Regions from separate parts of the Homo sapiens genome. Here region 2 is linked to region 1. A link is a contact called in ENCODE Hi-C data. All regions are on one chromosome and are shown on one strand. Each heading gives the region's core, a stretch centred on a gene start or an enhancer-like site at or near the end of the contact. The rest is flanking DNA. Distances are from core to core; before and after follow the strand shown. Region 1 holds the start of UVSSA (UV stimulated scaffold protein A). Region 2 holds the start of LRPAP1 (LDL receptor related protein associated protein 1).

The links. A loop is a pair of places that touch in the nucleus more often than their neighbours do. Pooled maps may share reads with other maps.
Region 2: a map of B cell shows a loop between it and region 1 (23-fold over the local background). The contact joins the promoter of LRPAP1 here to the promoter of UVSSA in region 1. A Hi-C loop is called at or near these places in 1 of 168 maps with a recorded cell type or tissue (B cell), 2 of 37 single-sample maps with no recorded cell type and 11 of 50 pooled maps.

The regions. Positions count from the first base shown.
Region 1 is chr4:1,345,538-1,349,026 of GRCh38, reverse strand. It overlaps UVSSA (UV stimulated scaffold protein A), which reads right to left and starts at 1,819. Exons shown (of 14, transcript NM_020894.4): 1 at 1,267-1,819; 2 at 838-937. The coding sequence starts at 935. RefSeq lists enhancers at 1,131-1,210, 3,056-3,489 and silencers at 1,441-1,880, 2,121-2,450, 2,671-2,760.
Region 2 is chr4:3,530,780-3,534,268 of GRCh38, reverse strand. It overlaps LRPAP1 (LDL receptor related protein associated protein 1), which reads left to right and starts at 1,847. Exons shown (of 8, transcript NM_002337.4): 1 at 1,847-2,060. The coding sequence starts at 1,857. RefSeq lists silencers at 1,608-1,667, 2,108-2,357 and an enhancer at 1,858-2,067.

The sequences.
Region 1 (3,489 bases), core at 570-3,069:
CAAACCGCACACCGCCCGGCACAACGCACACCGCCCGGCACAAACACACACCGCCTGGCACAACGCACACCGCCCAGCACGCACACTGTTTCAGCTGGGTGCCTCCTGCTGCAGGAAGGAAGGAAGGCCTAGAGCTCGGGACATCTCCCAGCCCCTCCTGAATGCTCCTATTCCCAGCTCCTGACCCCACATAAACCATTGCGAATTCGATTTCCTGGCGCAGGCCACAAAACCTGACCTGAAATTTTCTATCAAAATGTCAACACTCCATCACTGTATAAACAATCTATAAACTGCCATTTTACAAACACAGGATACAGAATAATCAGTGTCCTCGACTTATGCTCCACCCTCCGAGGGGAAGTTTTGCTTCCCCCATGAATCTCTGGCTGCCTGAGGGTGACGGCAGAGATCCCCTCCGGCGTTTTCCTTGGAGGAAGTGAACAGAGGTGGACATACCCTAAAGGCGATGGACCAACTCGCCCATCAGCAAGCTCTATTCTTTCCCTTCGAAAAGTCCAGCAGCAAAGAAAAAGATGCACGTTTCTCTCTGAATCACATTTGTGCACTCAAGAACTCCTACAGGATGTGCTCCAGACCACACAAATGGGAATGAAGAGAAGCACCAACCACAGAGCAGTGGGGTCCCCAACGCCACACGCCCCGACCCCAGAACATGACCACCCGTCAGAGCCGGGTACTGCAGGGCCCCGAGAAAATGTCCTGGGTGTGTCCCTCGGGTGGTTCTCTCCCAGGTGGGGGCAGGAGGGCAGGGCCCTGTGTGTGTCCTGGGCTCAGTGGGCCAGTCAGTTACTGTTACTGAACCCTAAGACATACTTGCAAATTTTCTTCAGTTCCTTCATTTTCTCAGGATTTAGTCGGGGTTCTCCTGAAGTTGTGAGCTCTTCTACCAACTTCGAAAGTTTCTGATCCATATCTAGAAATAAGTAAGGCAGAGATGCTATATCACCATCTGTATTTTATAGCTCTCGGTGTTATTAACGTGTTTACTGGGTTCCACTATAAACCGAAAGCTCCGGGAGGACCCTGAGGCTGGGGTCCATCTGTGGGTGCCTCTCTGGGAAATATGTGTGTCCAGCAAGGCCTTTACGGCGGTGATTGCAGTTTTAAAAGTGAACCTTAAACTCGGGACCTCTACAATCCCGTGTGTGGGACGCTGCATTGAGGGTCGTGCGTTAAAGGAACCAGTGGCGCTGTCCGAATCAGCTTTTCCCCAACGTGACTGTTGCTGTTTCCCTTATTCACTCAGATTCCGCAGGGCAGCCTCCAGCAAGGCTGCAGAGGCCAAGAGGAGCCAAGAAATTCTGAGACCAATGAAAAGTCGCGTCCGGAGAGCAGGGGCGGCCCTAACGGAGGCAGCCTGCCCGGATACCCAGGGCCGAGCACCGCGGCGTGCCTGGTGGGATGAGGCGAGGGCCTGCCGCACCGCCAGGGAAAGGCCGAAGGACCCGGAAGGAAGCGCCAGGCGAGGCCGGGGCGGAGGCTGGGAAGCTGCGCCCTACTCGGGGAAAGAAGGGGCCCGGCAGGGCCACGCGAGGCTTGGACCGCGGGGTCGCTCTCGCACAGCGGCTGCACCGGGCGGGCGCGCCGGCTTCGACGGTGCTCGGGGGGCTGCGGCCTGTCACTCGGCCCAGGGCCCGCCCTCCGGCCCCGCCGCCGGCGCTCTCGGGCACACGGGACACGCCCTGGCCGCAGGTCTCTGCCCGGCGCCCGCAGAGCCCCGGGGACCGAACCGGCGCGACCCCCGCCCGGCAGCGTAACCACAGCCCCACCTACCGCTGACGCGGCCGCTCGCCTCGCCCCGCCCCTTCCGGCGGGGGGACCGCCCCTCTTGTCAGGTGCCCAAGACCTCTACCGCCATTGGCTGGCCCTGGGCCGGACGCATCAGGACCTGGGGTCACCACAGCGACGACTGCACCTACCGCTCGACGCGGCCTTTCTCGCCGTTGCCCCACCCTTTCCGGTCAAGGCCCCGCCCCCTAGCACGTGCCCTGAGCTCGACAGCCAATGGCTCACCCCAGCCCAGGAGGCGCAGGCGCAAAGACGCGGCCGAGGTCTGCGCGGTGACGTAGGCGCGCTCCCGGCGAGGGCGAGGCAGGCTGCCGGGGGTGGGGAGGGGGACGCACGAGAAAAAAGAGGCGGGAGGGCGCAGAAAGTCCTTAAAGGGGCCGCATGTACGGGCGCCGGGGGCGGGGCCGGCCGGGAAACTGAGGCCGAAAGGAAGTTCCGGTCTGGGCCTCAACGCCACGCCCGCCCGCGGGCTCGCAGCCAGGTCCCTTCACCTGCAGAGGGCCGGTGAGGACCGCCCAGACGGGCGGGCGCGGGCCCCCGCCCCCGAGCTCGCCCCGCGCAGGGCGCCCTGAACCCCGCGGCGCCTCCCCGCTCCGGCCTCGGGAAGGGAATCCCTGGGCGGGCTTGGGGGTCTTCGGGGCCCACCTCGGCGCCAGACGCACAGCAGGTACCCCTGGGCCCGGGCTGGCCCTGGGCGGAATGAGAAGCAGAGGCGCCGTCCGTCCTGCCGCCGAAGTCCGCAGCCTCGAACGCAGGGGAGTGCGAGGTCGGCTGCGGACGGACGGACCTGGAGACCGCGCTTGGGAAACCGTGGCTTCGGAGGAGCGTGGTGTGGACCCCACTCGCGGGGCGCCCGGCACAGGCCACGCAGAGCAGACGCCCGACTGGGCTCCCGGGGCTGGGTGCAGGGCGGGGGCCGCCGGCGGCGGGCCGGGGTTTCTTTTTCGGGGGGATGGGCGTGCCCTTGCATTACGGTGGTGGTAGCTCACAACTCTGTTAATCGTGTTTTTACAGGGTGGGTTTCAGGATGTGTGAGTTATATCTCAGTAAAGCAATTATTTTAAAAAGGAAAAGAAGAGGGACTCCCTGCGCCGCCCCTCTCTGCAGCACCAGCTTCTGTCCCTGGGCGTCAGTGGCTCCCAGCTCCTAGCTTGCAGCCAGCCCCGAGCCGCTCCTCCGCCTCACCCCTTCCTCACCCTGCCTCTTGCTTCACTGAGCAAGCTGCAGCCAGACCCTCCCTCAGCGCCCCTTGCCCTGTGCATCCAATCCCCGGCCTGTGGCTTCCTCCAAGGCACCCATCCAGCAGTTTCCCTCTGTCTTCTACAGCGTGGTTTTTTTTGTTGTTACTAGTTCTCATTAGTATAAAAGGGTGCCGTTTCTCCCATACTAACAAAACCCTCTCTTTATCCAACTTTTCTTACCAATTGCTAAGTCCAGTCTCCTTTACACTGCCCCGGGGTGTCCTCTCAGCCCTCAGGCTCAACAGCACAGCCAAGCTGCCCGTCCACTGCCCTCTGTATCCGCTGATGGCCCTGCAGCCTTTTTTTTTTTTTTTTTTTTTTTTTTTTTTGAGACAAAGTCTCGCTTTGTCACCCAGGCTGGAGTGCAGTGGCACGATCGCGGTTCACTGCAGCCTCCGCCTCCCGGGTTCAAACGATTCTCCTGCCTCAGCCTCCC
Region 2 (3,489 bases), core at 598-3,097, 2.2 Mb before region 1:
ACATTCCAGATGACCAACAGGGACATGCTTGGGGGGGATAGGCCAATTTGGACTATCCCCTTCTAAGCCCACCAAGACCTACCTGTAGCTCTCAGGAGTGGGGTCAGGGCAAAACATGTATGTGGGGTAAAACAGGTGACCTCTGATTCTAGGCACCAGGAGATGGAGAGAAGAGCAGGAACGAGGGAACACAAGGGGAAGGCAGGCACAGGTGAGAATCTAGGCCAGGCTCACCTGGCCATTCTGTCCTGAGGCTTAAAAACATGCAATGATGGCAATGACAGCATTTGATCTGTCTCTGGAGTCACTTCGCATGAGGTCATTCTCCCTCCACCACCCTCCTGGGGGATTCCTTTACCTCCTCTCCCCCATACATCCCATATTGGGAACTTGTGCTTCCAGCTAAGATGCAGTAACAGACTGAATTTACCCTCTTGCCTGAAACAACTCAACAGCTGGAAAAAAAGAAATGAAACGATGGCTCTGAAAATACTAGAAAAGCAGCACAGGACAGAAGCAGATCACCTTGATTCCAGGGACCTGAAATCTTCTCTGGAACAACACAAGATACAATTTAAATGTAAATTAGGGTAGGCCCAGTGGCCCACGCCTGTAATCCCAGCACTTTGGGGGACCAAGACGGGAGGGTTGCTTGAGCCCAGGAGTTGGAGAACAGCCTGGACAACATAGGGAGACCTAATTTCTACCAAAAAATTTCAAAAATTAGCTGGGCGTGGTGACACGCACCTATAGTTCCAGCTACTTGGGAGGCTGAGGCAGGAGGATCGCTTTAGCCCAGGAGGTCGAGGCTGCAGTGAGCCATGATCATGCCACTGCACTCCAGCCTCGATGACAGAGACCCTATCCCCCCACGCAAAAAAAGGAAATGAATTAACATTAATTCCTCTCAAGATGCCCAGGCTCTATTCACCCCCTTTGTCATTGTCCCTCCAGTTGGAAATTCCTCCCTCCCCCCGCAAAATCCCGCCCACCCTTGGAGGCCTTTTCAGATCATTCTTGCCAGATGAGCTCCCCTTGTCCCTTCTCTGAGCCCAAAGGGGCCCAGCTGCTGTCTGTCTCCCTCCTTCCCCTTGTTTCCCGCGCTACCTCCAGGGCACTTCCCAACTCACTGGCCAAGCCCCCAACGAGCGGTCTATGCTAACTTTGGCTCTGTGAATTTCCTAGAGTGTCATGGGTTGGGGAAAAGCGCGCGAAGTCCTGCCTTGCAGCAGGCGCGAGAGCAGGCGCTTGGGACGCGGGTTGGGGCAGGGGCCCCGGGACGTAGGGGGACGTCTGCGCGGCCCTGCGTCCCCGGGACAACCTGGCCTGGGCTTACCCACGGCCAGGCGCTCCGCGGAGGGCAGAAGCGGGCTGGGCCAGGCTCCTCAGCGCCAGGCCCGGGCCGCAGTGCCAACCCCGCAACGGCACTGGACATGCAAGAGTCGGCGTCAGTGCGCGTGAAGCCGGAGCATTATCAGGCTCAGCCAAACGCGGCCCGGTTCTTGGGCTTTCCGCTCTTTCTGTGGGGCAGAGAGGGAAAGAGGCCTCGAGTCGTGCGGGCTCCAGGCTCCGGGCTCTGGGTGAGGCCTGATCCCTGCTCCCACCCGGCCACCCTCATTCTCCAGTTGTATCCCCTGCCAGAGTCTGCAGCCTCGGGCCGCGGCGTGGTTGCCTGGGAAACGCTTGCGCCTGCGCAGGGCTTCCTAGGCGCTGGAGTCCGCCGGCGGCCTCGCCGCTGCCGGCCGCTCACGGAGGAACTACAATTCCCAGGAGACCGCGCGGTGGGTGGGGGCGGGGTAGTGGGCGGGGCATCGGCAGGCTAGGTTTTCTCCGCGCAGCGCCAGTCGCAGAGGAAGATGGCGCCGCGGAGGGTCAGGTCGTTTCTGCGCGGGCTCCCGGCGCTGCTACTGCTGCTGCTCTTCCTCGGGCCCTGGCCCGCTGCGAGCCACGGCGGCAAGTACTCGCGGGAGAAGAACCAGCCCAAGCCGTCCCCGAAACGCGAGTCCGGAGAGGAGTTCCGCATGGAGAAGTTGAACCAGCTGTGGGAGAAGGCCCAGCGAGTGAGCGCGGCCCGCGGTCGGTGGAGCGGGGCCTGGGGGCGGGGGCCGTGGTTGGGGTCGTTGGAGCGGGGCCCAGGGGTCGGAGGCGGAGGGGGGCGCAGCCGGGGCACCTGTGCCCTACGCGCCCTGTCCTTGGCACAGCCTCCCCCAAGTGTCAGGTGGGGCGCCCCGACCCCTTCTGCAGCAGGAAAGGTACCCGTGCCGGCGACGACGCCGTGTGAAGCAGGTGGCGGCCGGCACCCCGAGGGTCAGTGTCGCCCTCCCCAGCCTGGGCGGCCTGCTGACCCGAGCGTAGGGACAGAACCAGGCTAGATCACAGGTCTCCTGCCTCCCGAGCCTTTGCCTGTTCCCTCAACCTTATCTCCCTATGTGGGGAAACAAGAAAAACAAAATGTTGGGTAGAAAGACGTGTCCAGGGACAGAAGGAATCCCAGTAGCAAGCCCGTGCTTGTTCATTTGAGCGAGAAATGAGGAGGTGAGGAGATGGGATCGGTTTAGAGCACATAAAACGCGACCTTGGGAATGCTGAAAGTCAGTCTTAACAGGGCGCTCACCTGACCTCTCCTTCATTTGAGAGATGAGGGTACGGAGGCCCCGAGGGGAAAGGGCACCCCCAAGGTGGCTCGGCCGGTGGGGCCCCCCGGGACAACAGCTTCCTAATTGGTGCGTGACCCTGGGCCAGCTGCTCTCTTCATTAAGATACGGTTGCTTCATTTGTTAGGTGTTCCTGAAAACACCTGAAATGGGTGTTTTCGAACTATGCCGACCATCTGGGCCTCATTATCTCATCTCAAATGCAGGAGTCAGATTAGATCTCTGTCTCAATAGTCCAGTTTTAAGCATTCCTGAGTCTTTGAGAGGGAAAGTAAGTGATTTGCAGAATAAGAAGGAACTTTTGGAACGAAAAGGGAGAGGAGAAACAGGTGGGGGACAGACAGACGACAGACGGTTATAAGACTGCGTGGGGATGGGGATTGACGCCTGGGCATCAGCTCCACAGGCCCTTCCTGAACTGCTCCTGGGACCAGCAGTCAAGCCCCAGGCGTAATGTTCAGCCTGCGGAGGTGGGAGGTGGGAGAACGCTCTGGGCTGGAGCGGCAGGGCGGCTTCTTGGAGGAAGGGATTCTGGAGGGGCTGGGGACACGGCTGGGTTTGGATGTGTTGATGGCCTCCCAGCAGCAGGGAACAGGTGTGACCAGGAGCAGCCGGGATGCAGTGCTGCCTCCCCGTGCCCACTGCACTGGGCATCTGTTGAGTGGGTGGAGTCCCCCCTCCCCATGAGGAATGGGGAGCCCGAAATAGACTCCCTGACCGATTGGAGGTGGCGCTGAGGAAGTGCACTCGGACCCAGGAACCCCAGCGGCTCCCTTTTGGGTGCTGGCCCAAGTCTTCCACCTGCTCTGCAGGGCCGCCCTGGTGCGCTCCACCT